Regions from separate parts of the Homo sapiens genome. Here region 2 is linked to region 1. Evidence: chromatin loops called from intact Hi-C (ENCODE). Cell type or tissue: mammary epithelial cell. All regions are shown on one strand. Links, peaks and the distances in the headings refer to the core of each region. The heading gives the core; the rest is flanking DNA. Region 1 holds the start of LOC105370886 (a long non-coding RNA gene). Region 2 overlaps LRRC49 (leucine rich repeat containing 49).

Evidence for each region. Peaks named below come from ENCODE experiments on the same cell type or tissue, not always from the same donor. Only the 100,000 strongest peaks of a DNase experiment are listed, where the experiment ranks them.
Region 2: it touches region 1 in a loop (4-fold over the local background); 1 of 110 quality-filtered maps calls a loop at or near these places.

What each region holds. Positions count from the first base shown.
Region 1 is chr15:71,093,272-71,110,885 of GRCh38, forward strand. It overlaps CT62 (cancer/testis associated 62), which reads right to left. Exons shown (of 4, transcript NR_168260.1): 4 at 16,973-17,614. LOC105370886 (a long non-coding RNA gene) reads right to left here and starts at 159. Exons shown (of 5, transcript XR_932439.2): 1 at 1-159. It also overlaps a transcript of THSD4 not described here. RefSeq lists enhancers at 9,863-9,932, 10,103-10,152, 10,293-10,402. In mammary epithelial cell, for the core only: a CTCF peak has its summit at 10,045 (motif pointing left); a DNase peak (open chromatin) is centred at 9,970; H3K27ac peaks cover 1,437 bases.
Region 2 is chr15:71,042,023-71,046,022 of GRCh38, forward strand. The region is part of intron 15 of LRRC49 (leucine rich repeat containing 49); the gene reads left to right. Among named protein-coding and RNA genes, the nearest start is that of THSD4, 71 kb to the right of the region's middle. In mammary epithelial cell, for the core only: no CTCF peak of the experiment used is centred there; DNase peaks (open chromatin) are centred at 1,529 and 2,129; H3K27ac peaks cover 3,467 bases.

The DNA of each region.
Region 1 (17,614 bases), core at 8,118-12,117:
AGAGCAAATCAGTCTCAAGAGGGAGTCCCAGAATCAAGAGGAAATATGGGCTTGCTCCTTGATCCTGGAGTAGAGCACATCTTCCCTGCCTGCATGGCCATGCTGTGAATCTGCAGCTCAGAAGTTGGTCTCCCTAATGCCACACTCTGGAACCATGTCAGCCACATGATTGTGGCTTCCCGAGGCCACGGCGTGTGCACTCTGCCTGTTCATGTTGTGTTTTCCTGGTGACTCCTTCCTTTGCTATTCAGTAATAAGGCTGATCTGCCATAGCAACGCCCACAGCCAATGGCACCTGCACAGTGCGTTCCTTCTCTACTCCACAATATTTCCTTAAAGAAACACACACCTGGAAATTGAATTTCTGGAATGATTCCCAGATGCTTTCCAGAGGAAGCCTGGCGACGTGGGCAAATAGCCCTTTATTTTCCACCACGGGAACAAATATTTCTGATCTTTCTTTAGTGTTGGGGCTGCATGCAATAAATACTCAGGTGACACTTTTCTGGGTGGCAGTGGTGAGTGATGGGAATGAGGCTAAATAAATACTTGTCAGTTTGTGTCATTTCCACCAGCACTGAGAGGGTGACTGTTTCAGTATCCAAGCGGAAATTGTGGACTCAGGGCAAAAAGACAGAGATGAAAATTCAGTAGTTATCTTCAGAGGGAAAGAATTTTAAGCTGTGGGGATGGATAAAATCTCTATGGAAGGGAAAAAAAGAGAGACAGACAGATGAAAGGAGATGGGGCCTTTGATCATATAATTCATTGCCCAAACTGGAACAACTTTGAGAGTGAAAGGAGGTCACTATTAATAGTGACACTGGGGCCTCAGATGTAAACTAGGATTGTCTTGGGCACACAGGGACTTATGGTTGCCCTAATGCTAGGGTCAGTCTATTGAAGGGGCCAATGATGATAGCCTGACCCTTGCCACAGCCCTGACACTTGCCACATAACAGTAGGGAGTGGTAATGAGGCAGTCACTCAATATAGCTCAGAACATAAGACCTTCTGGTAGGGTCTTCACTGGGGGTGGGGGATGGTGCTTCATGAACTCCTGAAACTTGTCTTCCCTTGGCTGCCAAAGGCCTCCCTCCCTTCTCTCATCTTCCTCTTTCCATGGGGATGAGGGAGGTACCGTGAGGCCGGGACACAGATGTCCATGTGCTCTCCAAATGTCTTGGGGGAGGGGAGAAAACTATAACTCTTGGAAATTTGATAGAATTGTCAAAAGAATATAATCAGCTACATACATTGTTTAACCAAAGTTGTAGTTCTATGATAAAAGATAAAAATTTTCTTTTATGAGAATAAAATACCTAGGAATCCAACTTACAAGGGATGTGAAGGACCTCTTCAAGGAGAACTACAAACCACTGCTCAAGGAAATAAAAGAGGATACAAACAAATGGAAGAACATTCCATGCTCATGGGTAGAAAGAATCAATATTGTGAAAATGGCCATACTGCTCAAGGTAATTTATAGATTCAATGCCATCCCCATCAAGCTACCAATGACTTTCTTCACAGAATTGGAAAAAACTACTTTAAAGTTCATATGGAACCAAAAAAGAGCCCACATCGCCAAGTCAATCCTAAGCCAGAAGAACAAAGCTGGAGGCATCACACTACCTGACTTCAAACTATACTACAAGGCTACAGTCACCAAAACAGCATGGTACTGGTACCAAAACAGAGATATAGATCAATGGAACAGAACAGAGCCCTCAGAAATAATGCCGCATATCTACAACTATCTGATCTTTGACAAACCTGAGAAAAACAAGCAATGGGGAAAGGATTCCCTATTTAATAAATGGTGCTGGGAAAACTGGCTAGCCATATGTAGAAAGCTGAAACTGGATCCCTTCCTTACACCTTATACAAAAATCAATTCAAGATGGATTAAGGACTTAAACGTTAGACCTAACATCATAAAAACCCTAGAAGAAAACCTAGGCATTACCATTCAGGACATAGGCATGGGCAAGGACTTCATGTCTAAAACACCAAAAGCAATGGCAACAAAAGCCAAAATTGACAAATGGGATCTAATTAAACTAAAGAGCTTCTGCACAGCAAAAGAAACTACCATCAGAGTGAACAGGCAACCTACAAAATGGGAGAAAATTTTCGCAACCTACTCATCGGACAAAGGGCTAATATCCAGAATCTACAATGAACTCAAACAAATTTACAAGAAAAAAACAAACAACCCCATCAAAAAGTGGGTGAAGGACATGAACAGACACTTCTCAAAAGAAGACATTTATGCAGCCAAAAAACACATGAAAAAATGCTCATCATCACTGGCCATCAGAGAAATGCAAATCAAAACCACAATGAGATACCATCTCACACCAGTTAGAATGGCAATCATTAAAAAGTCAGGAAACAACAGGTGCTGGAGAGGATGTGGAGAAATAGGAACACTTTTACACTGTTGGTGGGACTGTAAACTAGTTCAACCATTGTGGAAGTCAGTGTGGCGATTCCTCAGGGATCTGGAACTGGAAATACCATTTGACCCAGCCATCCCATTAATGGGTATATACCCAAAGGACTATAAATCATGCTGCTATAAAGACACATGCACACGTATGTTTATTGCGGCATTATTCACAATAGCAAAGACTTGGAACCAACCCAAATGTCCAACAATGATAGACTGGATTAAGAAAATGTGGCACATATACACCATGGAATACTATGCAGCCATAAAAAATGATGAGTTCATGTCCTTTGTAGGGACATGGATGAAATTGGAAATCATCATTCTCAGTAAACTATTGCAAGAACAAAAAACCAAACACCGCATATTCTCACTCATAGGTGGGAATTGAACAATGAGATCACATGGTCACAGGAAGGGGAATATCACGCTCTGGGGACTGTTGTGGGGTGGAGGGAGGGGGGAGGGATAGCATTGGGAGATATACCTAATGCTAGATGACGAGTTAGTGGGTGCAGCGCACCAGCATGGCACATGTATACATATGTAACTAACCTGCACAATGTGCACATGTACCCTAAAACTTAAAGTATAATAAAAAAAATGGCAAAAAAAAAAATTTTCTTTTATATTAGCACTAACCATTACCATTTCAATATAATCCCCTAAGGTAATTACAATATACATTTGATCCTGCTTGGTTTCCAACCCAGTCCCTCTAGTCTGTGCCCTCCTACCTCTCTGGGGACTTTTCTCCATATTTAAAAACAAACCAACAAAAAATCATCTCTTGACCCTGAGTTTCTCTCTCAACCTGTATCTAGATGAGTATAAATGCAATACCTTTCATTTTCTCCCACCTCCTTTATACTCTAACCCTGTTGTAATCTGGCCTTCTAGCATTTCCACATTTTTGTGTTTCAGACTAGATGGAAGAGCTGCTGTAACCTCACTCAGTGTGGTTCACAATAGGCTCAGATGAGCTAAGCCATTCCGAACATCATATTTCTAAGGAAAGCCAACTGGTTTTTTAAGAAGCAAACTGATTCCAAGTTGGTTAAAACCTGCTTACATTGATTCTAATCAGGTCAAGCCAACCTTCCTGGGTCATATTGGGTAAAGCCAGCTCAAACAGGATAAAACAGTCCCAAACTGACACATCAGATTCCAAGCAGTTCCTGCTGATCGAGACCAGATAAGCCTGCATCTAACTTGTCCTTACTGGATCAGACCAACGTGAATTGAATCACAGCAGTTCAGAAAGAGGAAACTGGATTCAGGCAAGTGATATTGCTTTATATTAGGGGAAAACAGTGTAAAGTGATTCTTAGTAGAGCAAACAGATCCTAATGAAATTAAAATGGTTTAAAGTCACATTTGTCAAAATAGGCTGATTCAAACTGGATCAAATCAGCTCTGATTTCAATAGCTTTTCCTTTGTTTGGGAAAAGTTATTGAAACTATTCAACCAGCTTTGAATAGTTTAAACCAGATCAACCTGGCAGCATTGCTAAATAGCTTCAAAAATATGTTATTAACTATTTATTGAGGTGAAAGGCTGGGCACGGTGGTTGACGCCTGTAATACCAGCACTTTGGGAGGCTGAGACGGGTGGATTGCTTGAGCACAGGAGTTCGCAACCAGCCTGAGCAACATGGTGAAACCCCGTCTCTACAAAAAATACAAAAATTAGCCAGACAGTGGTGGCGTATGCCTGTGGTCCCAGCTACTCCGGAGGCTAAGGTTAGTGGATTGCTTGAGCCTACGAGGTCAAGGTTGCCGTCAGCCAAGATAGCACCTCTGCACTCCAGCCTGAGTGACAAAGCAAGACTCTGTCTCGAAAAAAAAAAACAACAACAACCAAATGAGACAACAAAGAAGCCTCTTTATTGAGGGGGAAAAAAGAGACAGATAGGTTACAGATGTTGTTATACGTTATATCTTATAATTTACATTTTGCTTTCATAGGTCACAGAAAGATGTATATATATATATATATATATTTTTTTTTTTAAGTCCAAAGCAAACTCTTTCCTGATTCATCACACAATCTGTAATGTTCATTGCTCTATAGATTACTCTTGACACTAAAATTATTTCTTACACTGATCACTGTCGTGTGTTTTAATGAAACTGAGGCAAGTTTTTTGCCAAAAAAATTTTCCCCCAATTATCTAGGTATGAGCGTCCCTCTGTGGGAATAAACTTCATGCCCAGTGCTGACCTTCTCGCAGTGATGTTTTTGGGGAAACATCTTTTTTCACAGGGACAATACACTTGCATTACTTCATAGGAGCCAGACCCACAATAGGACACATTTTCAAAGAGAAATTGTTTCTCCAGATCTGTGAGCACACTGTGTCCCAAGGCAGTGCTGCTTTTATAGTAAATATGTTGACTATGTGAGCTGCGGAACAGTTCTTCTATAACCTGAATATAACTTTCCAATAAAAATTCTTTCACTTTTTTTTTTTTTTTTTTTTTTTTGGGGGGAGAGAAGGTCCCGCTCTGTCACCCAGGCTAGAGTGCCATGATCATGGCTCACTGCAACCTCATCTTCCTGGGCTCAGGTGATCTTCCCACCTCAGCCTCTCGAGTAGCTGGGACTATAGGCCCGTGCCACCACCACCCAGCTAGGTTTTTTGTATTTTTGTAGAGATGGGATTTTGTAATTTTTGTATTTTTGTAGAGACATGATTTCATAATTTGTGTATTTTTGTAGAGACAGGATTTTGCCATATTGTCCAGGCTGGTCTTAAATTGCTGGGCTCAAGCGATTGGCCTGCCTTGGCCTCCCAGAGTGCTATGATTACAGGTTTGAGCCACTGCACCTGGCCCCACATTTTTTATTTAAAAAATTTATGAACTAGATCATCATTGGGTATAGGGACATTCATCATTTTTACTTAGTTGCAACTTCCTGGCTGATGGGCAGTGCGAAAATGAATGCAGAATTATGTTGACTGCCTGGGAGACACCTGGACTGATATATAATATACTCATCCAAATGGTAAACTAGTGCAGAAGTGGAAGAAAACATGTAGAGACTCAATAAGAATACAAGTTAAGTTACAATGCAATTAATAGTCAAACTGAAGTAGAAAGGTAATTTATATTAACTACATTAAAAATATATATATTTCCCAGGCAGAAAATATTGGATTTTGTGTTTCAAAATCAGACACCTGCAAGCCTAAAATCCAGGTCTGATCCAATCAAACTTGCTTGAATACTTGTATGCAAATAAAATTTGTTCTCAATTGTTTAAACTGGTTGCAATTGGATTACAATGAGAACTACCTTTTCATTTCAGTTTGCACTCACCAAGGTCTCACAGCGACCTTTAAGAGAGTCAGGGATGGGTTAGAGGGTGAAGTAAGAAAATGCCTCCTACTCCACCCCATGACCACCACTTTTATATTTCTCTGGCCACAGACCTTGCCTCCTGGTGGTCTGGGGAAGAGTTGTATTGTGCATCAGATGCCCAAAATGTTCCATGTACACTTGAAAGAAATGTGTATTCTGCCACTGGGTGGACCTGTAAATGTCCATTAGAATCAATTAGTTGGTGGTGTTGCTCAGTTCTTCAATGTCTTTGCTGATTTTCTGTCTACTTATACTATCAGTTACTGAGGGGAGAGCTTTGATGTCTTCAACTTTATGGGCTTGTCATTTCTCCATTCAGTTCTATCAGTTTTTGGATTTTGTATTCTGAAATTCTATTGTTAGGTATACATACATTTAGGATTGCTATGTTTTCACAGTGAATTGGCTCTTTTGATTATTATGCAATGTGTCCTCTTTATCCTTGGTAATTTTCCTTGTTCTAAAGTTGATTTTAATAATAAAATTATATTCCAGGTTTCTTTTGATTAGTGATTATATGGTTTAGCTTTCTTTCCATATTTTAATTTTTATTCTGATCATAAATATATTATTATATTTAAAGTGGATTTTGCTGGGCATGGTGGCTCACACCTGCAACCCCAGCACTTTGGGAGGCCAAGGGGGGCAGATCGCTTGAACCCAGGGATTTGAGACCAGCCTGGACAACATGGTGAAACCCCTTCCCTACAAAAAATACAAAAATTAGCCGGTCGTGGTGGCACACACCTGTGGTTCCATTGGGAGGCAGAGGTGGAAGAATCACCTGAGCCCAGGAAGTCAGGGTTGCAGTGAGCTGTGATTGTGCCACATACAGTCATCCGGCCTGGGTGACAGTTTTCTTTGTTTGTTTGTTTTGAATTGAGATACTGTCTCAAAAAATTAAAACATAATAAAGTGAGTTTCTCTTAGGCAGTATGTAGTTGTTTCTTAGTTTTCTTTGTTTGTTTGCTTTGAATTCATTCAGTCTCTGTCTTTTAACTGGTAGGTCTGTTGGACAGACTCCAAAATGGCCTCTATTGAGTCCTACCTCTTGGATTTATATTGTTGTTTAATCTCCACTCCTTAAGTATGAACAGGTTTGGAGAGGTCCTGTGAGTTGTTTCCAACCAATAGAATATGGTAAGGTGATGGAATGTCACTTTTGTGATTGTGCTATCTAAGATTGTAACTTCTGTCTTGCTAGCAGTTTTTCTCCATAGACTCACTCTCTTCCTGGCTTTGATGAAGTAAGTTGCCATGTTGGGGAGGCTCACATGGCAAGAAACTGAGGCCTTCAATCCAACAGCCCAAAAGAAATGAAATTGTCTGAACAACTGTGCTTGCAAGCTTAGAATCAGATTTTTCCCCAGTAAAGCCTTCAAATGTGACCTCAGCCCTGGCCAACACCTTGGTTGTAGGTACATGAAAGACCCTGGGGCAGAGGACCTAGTTTAGCCATGCCTGCATTCCTGACCCACAGAAACTGAGATAATAAACATATGTTCTTTTGAGCTAAGTTTGTGATAATTTGTTACATAGAAACAGATATCTAATATTTATATCATTTATGTGTTTATACCATTTAAATTTAATGTAAGAATTGAGGGCTGGGTGCAGTGGCTCATGACTGTAATTCCAGCACTTTGGGAGGCTAAGGTAGATGGATCACTTGAGCCCAGGAGTTTGAGACCAGCCTGGGCCACATGGCAAAACCCTGTCTCTACAAAAAAATACAAAAATAGCCAGGCATGGTGGCCTGCACACCTGTGGTCTCAGCTACTCTGGAGGCTGAGGTTGGAGAATCACCGGAGCCTGGGAGGTTAAGGTTGCAGTGAGCCATGATCACACCACTGCCCTTCATCCTGGGTGACACAGTGAGACGCTGTCACACAAAAAAATAAATAAAAATAAAAAGTAAAATAAAAAATAAAATAAAATAAAATAAAATTGATATGTTTGTACTTAGATCACCATTTTATCACATATTTTATGTTTGTTTCTTCTGATTTTCATTTTCCCTTTCCTACTTTCTTCTGAAATATTTGAATATCTTTGTCTTCTATTTTAATTTTCTATTGATATTTTTACTATATCTCTGGGAAAAAAATTTTAGTAGCTGTTCTAGAGATTACAGTATATGGTCTGCTATTATATTACTATTATATTTTATAATTTCAAGAGGAGTACTCAATTCTTGCATTAAATTTAAATGGTATAAACACATAAATGATATAAATATTAGATCTTCTCACCATATAGGTACCTTTGGCATCCCCTGTTTACGTAGTCATCATAGTATTATGTATTATGATGACTACATACATTGAAAATTCCATCAGTCAATGTTACAATTTGTGCTTTCACATATTTCAAAGAACTTAAAATCTATTATATTTTTCCAGGTATCTACCATTTCAGTTGCTCTTATTTCATTACTATTGTTAAAGTTTCCCTCGATTTAATTTCCTTGTAGTCTGAAGAATTCTCCTTAGCATTTCTTATGGAACAAGTCTGGTATCAAGGAATTTTCTTACTTTATCTGAGAATGTCCTTATTTCATTGTCATTCATGAACGATATTTCCACTGGATATAAGATTCTGGATTGGTAGTTTTCTTTTCTTTTTTATTTTTTTTTTTTGAGACAGAGTCTCACTCTGTAGCCCAGACTAGAGTGCAGTGGCATGATCTCAGCTCACTGCAACCTCCATCTCCCAGGCTCAAGCGATTCTCGTGCCTCAGCCTCCTGAGTAGCTGGGACTACGGGTGCATGCCACCACGACTGGCTAATTTTTTGTATTTTCGTAGAGACGGGGTTTCACCATGTTGCCCAGGGTGGTCTTGAACTCCTGAGCTCAGGTGATCCGCCCCCTTGGCCGCCCAAAGTGCTGGGATTACAGGCATGAGCCACTGTGGAGGGCCGATAATTCTTTTCTTTCTGTATGTTAAAAATGTTATTCTACTTCCCTCCAGCTTCCATGGTTTCTGATGAGAAATGCACAGTCATTTAAATAATTGTTTCTCTACCTGAAATGAGTCATTTATCTTTGATTGCTTTCAGGATATTTTCTTTATTTTAATAGTTTTCATAAGTTTGATTATAATGTGTGGATGTCTTTGATTTTATCCTGTTTGGGATTCACTGAGTTTCTTCAATTTCCATGTTCATGTCTTTTGTGAAATGTGATGTTTTTCCACCATTATTTCTTAAAATATTTTTTTCCCATTCAACATCCTTTTTCTTTTCCTTCTAGGAGTGTAATGACACAAATATTAAACTTTTTGGTATTTTTTCCCACAGGCCCCTAAGGTTCTGCTGGGTTTCTTTTTCAATTTTCTTTCCTTTGTTGTTCAGATTAGATAATTTCTATTGATCTATCTTTAAGTTAATTTTTCATCCAGTTAATCTGAAATTTAAGTTAGTGTCCTTCTCTTTTTCTGTTCTAATATTTCCATTTGGTTTGTTTTTATATCTTCCTTTTTTTTAAATTTTGAGACAGTTTTGCTTTTGTTGCCCAGGCTGGAGTACAATGGTGTGATCTTGGCTCACTGCAACCTCCACCTCCCGGATTTAAGAGATTCTTCTGCCTCAGCCTCCTGAATAGCTGGGATTACAGATGCCTGCCACCATGCCCAGCTAATTTTTTGTATTTTTAGTGGAAACAGGGTTTCACTATGTTGCCAAGGCTGATCTCGAACTCCTGATCTCAGGTGATCCACTTGCCTTGGCCTCCCAAAGTGCTGGGATTACAGGTGTGAGCCACTCCACTAGGCCTGTTTTTATATCTTCTTTTTTCCCCCCTGAGAATTTCGGTATTTCCATTTGTTTCAGGAGCACTTTCCCTTACTTTATGGAACATGGTTATAATTGCTGCTTTAAAAAATGTTTGGTAATTCTAACATCTGTATCTTCTCAGGGTTAGTGTCTGTTGATTGTCTCGTTCCTTGTCAGTTGAGACTTTCATGGTTCTTCATATGCTGAGTAATTTGGGATTATATCCTAGACATTTTGAATATTACAGGACCCCAGGTCTGACTTAAATCCTAAAAAGAAGGCTTTTTTTTTTTTTTGAAGCAGGAAATGAAACAGATTATATTATTTTTGCGAGTCCAAACCTGCCTCTTGGGCTGTGGTTTCAATATCATTTCTGATTTCAGAGTGCAGTGCTATTCAGATCAGTCCTGTGTGTGTGCCACCCAGTGGCCAATCATGGGCCTGGACTGGGGTCTACCTTGCAGTTTCAGTTCTCCAAACATGTGGTATGGTGTTTAGGATCAGATCCATACATGTGTAGCCTGGAGGTGAGCCCAGGAGCTAAAACATAAGTTTGTGGGATTTCTGACTTAAGCTCCCTACTCTCCGTGATCTCCCCAACACCCTCTGGCTCCTTGGGGCCTCCCTTTTCAGCCCTCCAGTGAGCAAGCTTGGGCTTCAGTTTCTCTGCTCTGCCACACTTACCATGACTGTTTCTGTGTTTGGAGTCAAGTGGCAGGAGGAGAAAGGTGAAAAAAAAAGGAAGAAAGATTTGCCACACACTCTTGTGAACACTGCTCCTCCAGTCAAACAGAATAATTCCCCTCTCTTGGAATCTTAGATGACTGCCTAGCTCCACTCCCACCCCCTCAGCCTCTGCCACCACCACTGCTGCTACAATATTGCCTGTGGGCTGAGGCTGGAAAGAAGGAAAAAAAAAAACACCAGGAGTTCCCCTGCACCCCACTCTCTCTCTGACTCTTCAGAATCTCCTTTCTTGTGTTTTAGAGAGGACTTCTCTTGCAGCTCTTTCTGTCTTCCTCTGGTGCACACTTCCAGCTTTATGGCTGCCTTTTAGTCTAGGCTGGCTGATACTGGGAGGGAAAAAAATTCACTACTGATTTAGTGGGACTTTGAATTCTGGTCTTCTTCCCAAAGCCACCTGCTATGATTTATGTTTCAGAACTCTCAGATAGCTCCTCCATCCATTCTGTCCAGGATTTATAGTTACATTTAGTGTGTCCTTACTTATTCCATCTTTTCTGGAATAAGGCTCTCTTTTTGCTTTTTAAATCATCAATCATTTGCTATGTGGGAAATGATATCTTTGTTTATATGTATGGCATTTATTGTCTCCCCCACCCCCGGCCCCTGCAAAGTTTCATAAAAAACAAAACTTATTGACCAGCAATAACTCTTTATTATATGGCCGGAAAGAATTAGGCAATCCATCTGGAGAAAACAGACTGTTTCTCTTCGCTCACACAATACTTCTGACAGCAAATGTGTGGGGCTTTTTCTCCATCCCAAGAAGTTCTCCAATTCTGCTCCCATCAGCTGCATGCCCTACGATTTAATTCGATTTTGACACTGTCTACCTGGAGCTAAGCATCAGATCCCACAGGGTTAGTTCTCAGTCTCACAAGATTGCCCTGTTAATGGAAAAACCAAACTCTGAAAATATTTTAAAGAGGTTTCTTCTGAGCCAATATGAGTGACCATGGCCTAGAGAACACAGTCTCAATAGGTCCTGAGAAAGTGTGTCTGTGGCAGTCAGATTACAGTTTGGTTGTATAAATTTTAGGGAGGCAGGAGTTATAGGCAAAGACATAAATTCACACATGGAAGGTATACACTGGTTCGGCCCGAAAAGGTGTGATATCTTGAAGTGGGAGTTTACAGGTTATAGGCGGATTCAGAGATTCTTTAATTTGCAATTGGTTAAAGGAGTAGAGCTTTGTGTAAAAATTTGGAGTCAACAGAAAAGAAAGTTTTAAGTTAAGATAAGGAAGTATGTGAACCAATATTCGAGGTCAGAGTGACCCGTAGGGCTGAGTGACTTAGCCCTTGTCCGGCACGGCCTTATGTCCTCTTTATAATTTGATATCTTATTGTCACAAGGAGTCTGTTTTGTTAGTCTTATGGTCTGTATTTTAATATTAATGGTGGTCAGTTGTGCCTAAACTCCAAAAGGGTGGGGATATATCACCTCCCTTTGTGTCATGCTGGGAATTCCATTTTTAAGGATTTTCTAGGGTCCCCTTAGCCAAGAGGGGGTCTGTTCAGCTGTTGAGGGGCTTAGGATTTTATTTTTAGTTTTCAGCCTCTACTTCAGATGTCAATCACCAGGCCAGGTCTCTAGTACTTTTGACCAACCAGCTGCAAATTGGGGTTTCCCCTACCCACCTTCTCAGCAATACTTTGCTGGGATAGCTCACAGAACTCAGGCCATTTACTCGTTTATTATAAAGGATACAGATGAAGACTTAGGTGAGGTCTAGAAGGGTCCAAAGCATAGGAGCTTTTGTCCCTGTAGAATTGGGGTACCCCTCTCTCCCAGAGTTTTCATAGAATTTAATTTCCTCCCATCCCATTCCTGGAGGTCAGTGGGTAGGGCTGAAAGTTTCAACCTTCTAATCCCTTAGTTTTTCTGGTGTTGAGTCCCATCCTGAGGCTATCTGGGGTCCTACCCTAAATTACCTCATTAGCATAAACTCAGGTGTGCTCCAAAGAGGCTCCTTAAGAATAAGAAAGGACACCTCATGACTGAGGAAATTCCAAGGGTTTTAGATTCTCTGTGCCAGGACCACGGACAAAGACCAAATATACTTCTTATCACACTACACTATCCTATTTTCTTTTCCTCTACATTTCATCCTATTTTCTGAGTCCACAATTAGAGGCATTCCACCCAAAGACGAATTCTCAAAGGAACAAATTCACACCAAGATTGAACCACAACCTCACCTGGCCTGCACAATGCCTTCAATTGTTTTTCTGGCTTGCATTTTCCCCTCTTATATTAATAGAGAAAAAAAGAGCATTCCAGGGCCATGAGCCCTCTTGAGATGTTGAGCTTGAATGATTGGGAAGATGATAGCTCCTCATCCAGATATGGAGTATGGAATAGGAAAGAGGGTTTGGGGGGTGGGACAGGAAGTGATATGTTCTATCCATAACACATTGCACTTGAAGCACCTGCCAAAATATCCGGGAAATGGGAGCCTGGAGGTGAGGGTCAAAGGCCAGACTTAGGTGGCATAAAGAATGACTTGGAATAAATTATTGTGGAAGGTCTACAGGAGAAAATTATTATGGGAGGACAGGGTGTGTATCATGGTGAGAGAAGAGGGCCAGGGATCTCGTGCACAGTGTGCTTAACCTTCAAATTGCAAGGACTTCCCACTGTGACGCAGGCCTCAGTTCTACACAGCTGCTCTTCAAGACCACTCCCACTACTGTGCCTCCCCACCATTCCTGAGTATTCTCCACTCCCAGAGCCTGATGACTTTCCCTAAGCTCCCACCTTCAGTACACAGATTGGCCTTTATCTCAAAGGCAGAACTGGTATTTGGGTACCATGGCAGATCTGTTGGGGGAGTTTTTTCAGATTTTCCTGATTCTGGCCCCTGGTGGAGAAAAATGATCTGGGGTAAAGTTGCAGCCTGCCTGACCCATGCAGGAATTTATCCCTTAACTTGGGCCTACTAATCAGCACAATTACCTCTGAACACTAAAATAACAAGGCTTTCTGATCACTTTACCATTGCCAAGTTGTATTTACAAATGTCATCATACTTTATTGTATCAACCATTATATCAGTCATGGTATGCTAGGTTTTGCTGCAGTAACAAACTCAAATCTCAGTGGGAGATTTGATGCTGTACATTCAAAGAATGGTGGGGGTGCTTACAGATCACAGTCCTCTGAGACCCAGGCTAACCAAGGATTCCACAACCCTAGCACCAGTGGGAAGGAACACGATGATTTGTACATTGAGTCTTAAAGCAGCTACCAGCTTTAAAAAAAAAAAAAATTTAAAAAGAGAAGTCACATTCCATTTGCCACAGCAAGTCACCTGGCCACATTTAACTTCAAAGGGAGGGGAAGTGAAATCTCGTCCCTGAAGGCGAATTGGTGAACTTGAGTCATGATTACCACAACCATGCCCTCTAAAATCATTATAGCCACATGACAGTTGAAAAACTCAGACTAGTAAGTCACTTTTCCAAGTCACACAGTCAGGAAGTTAGCACAGCAAGGCTCCAAGTGCACATTTGTTTAACTCTAAAACCAATGTGCCTTTCACAACCTGATGTGCTGTCTTCATGAAACCGTTATCCAGAAGAAAGTTCTTATTAGCTTCAAGGAAACTTCAGATGCTGACAAGTAAAAAGTTTGACATGTGCAATTAACTTAATCAATCAAAAAGAAACAATGTGTTCCTGTTTTCTTTCCTTTTGCAATTACCTGTTTTTAGAAGGAAGGAAAGAAGGAAAGAAAAGAAAGAAAGAAGGAAAGAGAGAAGGAAGGAAGGAGAAAAAGAAAAGAAAGAAAGAAAGCAAAAGAAAAGAAAGAAAGCAAAAGAAAAAAAGAAGAGAAGAAAAGGAAAAAGAAAAGAAAGGAAAGAAAAAGAAACCAAGCCTTTTGGCCCACCCTTTGACCTACACCACAATATCTGATTGCATGTCAGGGTGATTTGGTTTCTTTCCCATTGTGTGGTATTTTCCACTCACAGGACTGGGTCAGGAGAAGTTTGTATCTTAATCTACACGCTTGTTCTTGCTCATGTTTGCCTCTGCTTGATCCCATACCCTTCATTCATCCTTTGGAATGTTCCCGTGACAACGGAAGAATGGCAATATAGCTAGCCAGAAAAAAGGGACGGACCAAGAACAGACCAACTTCTCTCAGACTGAGGATGCTAATGGGGAAGGCACAGGACATGAGAGTGTTTTCTCCCCATTTTCCCCCTTGAGAGAATTCAGCAGTTAGTGAGTGTCAAGCCTGCTCTGCAGATGAGGAAACTGAGGCTCAGCAGGGTTAAGCCACTGCTCAAGGTCATAAGGCTAGTACCCAGATGAAAACCAGCTGCTATTATTTTTTCCTGAATCACTGCTTCGTTTTCTGTCCATTCCACTCTGCAACCTTCCATCTCTCCTCCTAGGAAACCTGCGCCCAAAGCATGCAGCCAATGCAGGGCTCCTCTGCCTCCTCTGATGTCTTCCACCTCCATGTGGCCTGCTTGCTGGCAGATACAAGGATAGGTGCAGCTCTTTACAATGGAGACATTGAGATGAGGTGGCCACTGTAGGGCTCAGGCTGCTGGGGCCTGGAGGTGGGAGCTGTCCCAGTGCTATGGAAGAAATGCTTCTCAGGCCTCAAAACTGTTCCTGAACAAACCCAAGGTTCATAGAAGATGAATTCTGGCAAGAGGCTGAGTTCTGGAAAGCGGCATGAATAGTAGCAGAGACTGGGGTCCACATTGCTGGGCTAAGCTTTGGGACAAGCCCATGAGGGAAAACCCACAAGGCTTCTTCTTAACTCCAAAGAAGAAAAATAATAACCTGATTAGATTAAATATGCTTTGAGCCGGGAAGATCCTTAGCTTTAACATGTATGATATTTGGAATTCAAGATGTCCTAAGTAGTTTCCATGGCTATTTCTGACAGCCTGAAGCCCCTGGTTTTCTCCACCCATGGACTTCCAAGGGACAGGACAATGGGGAGGGGGCTCACTGGAATAGCTCAAGGCCCACCAGATGGGTTCCTATTTCTGATTGACCACATTCTCACGGTGTGAATGTCTGCAACTCATTTTTTCCCCTGGGCCTCTGTTTTTTAATCTGAATAAGAGAAAATAGGGCCGGGCGTGGTAGCTCACGCCTGTAATCCCAGCACTTTGGGAGGCTGAGGCAGGCAGATCATGAGGTCAAGCGATGGAGACCATCCTGGCCAGCATGGTGAAACCCCATCTCTACTAAAAAAATACAAAAATTAGCTGGGTGTGGTGGCATGTGCCTGTAGTCCCAGCTACTCAGGAGGCTGAGGCAGGAGAATTTCTTGAATGTGAGAGGCGGAGGTTGCAGTGAGCCAAGATCGCACCACTGCACTCCAGCCTGGGCAACAGAGTGAGACTCCGTCTCAAACAAACAAACAAACAAACAAAAAAACAAACAAAAAAACAAAAAGAGAAAATACTCTCTTCCACCTCTAGAATTCTGAGATTTTTAAATAAAGAAAGATGAACTTAGGAAGAAGCTGGTCCTGAACACTGATCCTGTAGCTTCTGGATGAACACCTAATACCAGAGGAATAGAGGAGCCATTTCAGGGTCACCCACTCAGGTGTTCTCTCATCCTACCCAAGTCAACAAACAGCAGCTCTATCAATGTCTTCATGACTCAAGACACATCGTGGGGAGTTTTGTCTGTAAGCCATGATGTGGCACTAGAGCTGCATGGTAATTCTCTGCATTACAGGGAATAAAAGAAGCTATTCCAAATGCAGCTTGAAATTTTTAAAAAAGAAGTCACATACTTCTCTGAGTATGTCATCTTTTCCCAGATGGATCCAAAACGAGCCACATAATTTCCCTGTTGCAGAGTTTCTGAGAGATTCGTGGATCTGAGAACTGGAAGGGGCTATACAAGTTGGTGTGAGCCCGTCCCATTCTCTCCCAACAGGTATAATTAGGTTCTTGCCATTCCATAGGGGAGGCGACTGCAGTTTGGAGGTTGGTGACTTCTACGATGGGATGGCCAGAGAGCAATGGCGGTGTAGTGTTTGGGGGACTGACTGCTTTCTTTTATGACACCAAACTGCTGCTCATAAGCAAAAGTGTCCACCATCACACACAGAGTGGTGAAAGGAAACACTAAAAGAGAAAAAAAAAAAAAAGGAACGTGGGACCCAGGAACACTCTGGCAGCACTGTCTGGTGAGCCGCTACAACTAGCACATAGTAGGTGGTCTGTGTGCTGAAGAGAGGCAGGATGAAGGTGAGTGAGGCAAGGCAAAGCCATGAACTTGGAGACCGTGTGACTTTGTCGTTTGTAGTGCCCTGGTTTTATACATAAGCCATATCTGGCCAGTGTTCATTGGATATGCCCTATCTCTGAGATTTTATAAAAATTAATTCATTCAACAAGAAAGCCGGTTTGCTGAAGAGGGAAAATTGCCAACAAGGCCAAGGTGACAGCAATTTCAAGCACAATGTAAGCTGATTAGCCTCAAACAGAGAAGCTGCTTCCTGGCTGAGCTCTCCCACCCTGCTCCAGTTGTCTTGGAGATTTGCAGTCCTGGTCACAAGGGGTACCAGGCGGCAGTGTGAGCAATGGGTGAAGGACAGGACCTCATTATGAGAGTCTCCCAGGAAGGAAAAGGCAGACGCAGGATATTCTTTCAGAATGATGGATTTGCTTAAGTTTGCATTTATTTTTTTCATTACAAGAGAATTGTGGAATGATGCTTTTGCATTACCTTTTTTGAAAAATAAGAAATGTTCTTTTTCTCCCTCTCCCTTTGGAAAAACACAGATCTGATTACGTCAGTCCCTGCTTAAACCCCCTTAGAGGCTTCCTCTTGCTCATTTGAAAATGACAGAACTCATAAAAACGGCCATAAGCATCACTGGCATTGAATGGAATTGCACAGCACTCCTTTCTCAATTGTTAATAAAATGACATACTTCCATATCAGCTGATCAACAGCCACTACGTCAAGCTGTCCCCTACTTCTTCCACCCTGGGAACACTGGGCCTCCCCAAGGCCTCCAGGACAGCAGCGGGCTCCAGGGCCTGCTCTAGCCAGTGTCCTGTATCTGCTCTCTTTTGTGGACTCTGAAGCCACACAGCCCTTCTGCTCCTGGAGAGTCCCCTGCCTTCCTCAGGGTCTTTGCAAAGGTGTTTCCTTCTGTCTAGAACAGTCTCCCACGCTGTCCCCTTTGACTTTGGGTGACTTTTCTCATCCTTCCTTTAGTCGTTCATAGTTGGCTTCAATAAATGAAGGATAGACGGGAAAGTGACTGATCAGCCATGCT
Region 2 (4,000 bases), core at 1-4,000, 59 kb before region 1:
CAAAAGTTTCAAGTTTTTATTTTAATAAGAAGAGAAAATCTTTATGATCTTGATTGGGTTGGCTATGATTTTTTAACACCATAGATGCACAAACTATAAAGGAAAATGTTTTGGTAAATTGGACAGTCATTCAAGGTGATTGTGTTTTTTGTTTTTGTTTTTTTCTATGTTGCCCAGTCTGTCCCTGAGCTCCTGGGCTCAAGAAATCCTCCTACCTTGTCCTTCCAAGTAGCTGAAACTACAGGCATGCAGATTTTTAAAAACAGATAGCTTCAGTGCAGTCATGTAAGCAGAGTCTTGATTAAAGTGATATGAGCAATAATTAAGCTATAAGAAAGTAAAGACAGGGAATGTTGACTCCTGCTTTGAGAAATTTTAAAGAGGAAAGAAGGAATCTGAAGCCCCAAAATATTTGGAAAGAAACACTAATCTAACAATCAGGAGATGTGGATTTGAGCCCCTGATTCTACTTCTGAGTACTTGAAAGACCTTGCTGAAGTCCCTTAATCACTCTCTCGACTCACAGCCCAGCATTCCTTCACTTATACCATGCTCCTTACATCTTGAAAAATACTTAAATCACTGCAGCACAAAGTGCTCAGTCTCTCTTCCATACATCCTGAGTTGTTGAGAAAATTAATTGAGGTAAGTTCTTCACAAATCAGGTTAAGCAGACCCTTTCATTATACATGTCATAACTCTGTTGCTTGGTAGTTGTCCATCTATTCTCCTGACTCATCTAAAAAAGATTTAAGATGGACATAGAATCAGAGTGCTGAAAGGGACTTTAAAGAATCTAATGCTATTCTTAGATGAGGAAAACTGGAAACTCAGATGAGTTACTGAGGGTCACGTTGAATTATTGACTGAGCCGCCTCTAGAATGGAGTCCTAATTCTGACCTTGGACACGTTCACAGTATATCATGGTGCTCTCTCAAGTTTTCTTGACCACCCTAGTGCAAAGGGCTCTCTCTTTTCTGAACACTGTTTGTAATTTGCTGTCTGAACGTTTTACTCAGCATGTATCTACTGTTTTATGTTTTTAGTTGACTTTTTATATGTGCATGCCATCTCCCAACTAGACTGTAAGTTCTTCAAGGACTAGATTAGAGAGTTTTCTCTATGGAAGTATTAATAGAAGATGCTTAATCCTGAGCAGATCTCTCAATCTCTATAGACCTTGTTTCCCACTTATAAAATGGAGATATGGATTAAATCCTAATACAAGTACCATTATAGTTAAAATTGCTCTATAACAAACCCCACTGTTGACCTTCTTTTTCCCAAACCATCTTCATAACAACAAAATTCTAGTTTAATGAAATAATGTAAACAATATTGTATATAGTTTATCTCATCAGAATTGAACTTGTAAAATACTTGCTTTATGAATCCCACAGGGATATTGTGAGACAAAAAGAGATGAGTATATGAAAGCATTTGGGAATGGAAAAAGCATTACTCAAGGAGCAACAACTCCTTGACAGGTCAGGGCAAGAGAGGTGTCTCTAACGTGCTTTCAATGGGATCATCCTGGACAGGCAGAGTGAGTCATCCTGGCAGACACCTGATGACTTATAGGGCATATTGTAAGGAGATGCAGAATAGTTGGCTTGGAGGAGAGGAGAAATCATGAAGTAGAAATGCTTTCAAACACAGTTACTAAATTAAGGATTATTATAGCAGATACAATTCTATATCAACATGTCCCTAGAGAAACAGTGGAAGTAACTATAGCAGAAAATTTTAAAGCACTGTAAATTATACTGTGCCAGTTATGAAGAATTTATTTTCAATTGTATAATACATAAATGATTTAACAAAATATATCATTTAATTGTTTTAATTTTTGTTATCCCTAAATTATTATAAAAAATCTTCCAATCTTAATAATAGAATTTTGTCTTTTTAAATTCAAAATCCTATTTTAAGCAATTTGGAAATCTGTAAAAGAAGCATTCACTAAATATGCTCTATGCTTTCTACTTGTAAATGCATTGCTTGTAAAATATTGCTCATTTTAGTTGCTGATCTCTAGTGACTCACACTTGTCCTTCTTTGTAGGAGTTCCTATGTAGTCCAGATTTACTGAGTGCGAAAAGGGAGCAGCTACATTCTGTTCTCATCAACAAGCTAACTTAGTATAGGTGGCTAATGTTCAGACTATAGTATTTCAGAGTGAGGGAAGATCTTCAGAGAAGAGGCCAGCTGGAACCATTTGTTGCTTATCACACATCAAAAATCTGTACATACTTTTAAGACTGGTCAATCTATGACCTATTGTTTTAGTACATGACTATATCAAATCAGCATTTTGACCTGTGAATGGTGATTGATTGCTTAGAGATGCCTTATATGTCATAAGAAAATTCTTAAAATATGCCTCTGTTAAGGAAAGTTAGTGCAGGTTGGACTTATTGTTAACTTACATTAATTAATCAGGAATTTAAAACATATTTTATTTTAAACATCATAAGCATTTGGGCCAGGTGTGGTGGCTCATGCCTGTAATCCCAGCTCTTTGGGAGGCTGAGGTGGGTGGATTGCTTGAGTTCAAGAGTTTGAGACCAGCCTAGGCAACATGGCAAAGCCACATCTTTACAAAAAATAAAATTAGCTGGGTGTGGTGGTGCACGCCTGTGGTCACAACTGCTGGAGAAGGTAAGGTGGGAGGGTCGTTTGAGCCTGGGAGGCAGAGGTTGCAGTGAGCGGAGATCATGCCACTGCACTCTAGCCTGGGCAGCAGAGTGAGACCCTGTCTCCAAAAAATAAATTAATTTAAAAAATCATAAGCATTGGGAAACAGAAGAAAATATTAAAAAGGAGGAAAACATACTAATGTTCTCAGAACTCAGAAACAATCTTTTTTTTTTTTTTTTTTTTTTTGAGACGGAGTCTCCCTCTGTCACCCAGGCTGGAGTGCAGTGGTGTGATCTTGGCTCACTGCAAGCTCCGCCTCCCAGGTTCATGCCATTTCCTGCCTCAGCCTCTCGAGTAGCTGGGACTACAGGCGCCCACCACCACACCTGGCTAATTTTTTTTGTGTTTTTTTAGTAGAGACGGGGCTTCACCATGTTAACCAGGATGGTCTCGATCTCCAGACCTCATGATCTGCCCACCTCAGCCTCCCAGAGTGCTGGGATTGTAGGCGTGAGCCAAGAATTCAGAAACAATCTTAATGAGACTTCAATATATTTTCTTCAATAGTTTTTATGCATTCTTTTCTAACTTTTTAATAAAAATTTCAAACATACAGCAAAGTTGAAAGAATTTTACAATAAACATCCATACGTCCAAAACCTACACTCAACTATTAGCATCGTACCATACAGTGTACTTACTTTATCACATATCTATGTGTCTATCCATCCATCAGTCTACCTTCGTATTTTTTAAATTCATCTCACAGTCATTGCAGACATTAGTATGCTTCTGCCTAAATAATTCAGCGTGCATTTCATTAATTGAGATTCAGTATTCTACAGAGTATTTTTCTTTGTAAATTTTTCCATTTAGAGGTAAAACTTATATACTGAAATGTAAATCTTAGGTGTACAATTGCTGAGTTTTGACAATTCATACATTCATATAACCCAAACCCTATCAAAAAAAATTTTATTTTTTTCACATAACATTATGATTTAAGCATTTTTTCTTATTATGAATCTTTATTTTATTTTATTTTTAAATATTTCACCTTTTAGATATGGGGTACAGTGCAGATTTGTTACATGAGAGTATTATGTGATGCTGGGGTTTGGAGTATGGATCCTGTCACTCTAGTAATGAGCACAGTACCAGACAGGTAGTTGTTTAGCCCACACCCCTACCACCCTCTATGTTGTTCCCATATTTATGTTGTTCCCATCTTCCATGTGTGCACAGTGCTTAGCTCCCACTTATAAGTGAGAATATGCAGCATTTGGTTTTCTGTTTCTGCATTAATTTGCTTAAGATTATGGCCTCCAGTTCCATCTATGTTGCTGCAAAGGACAGGAT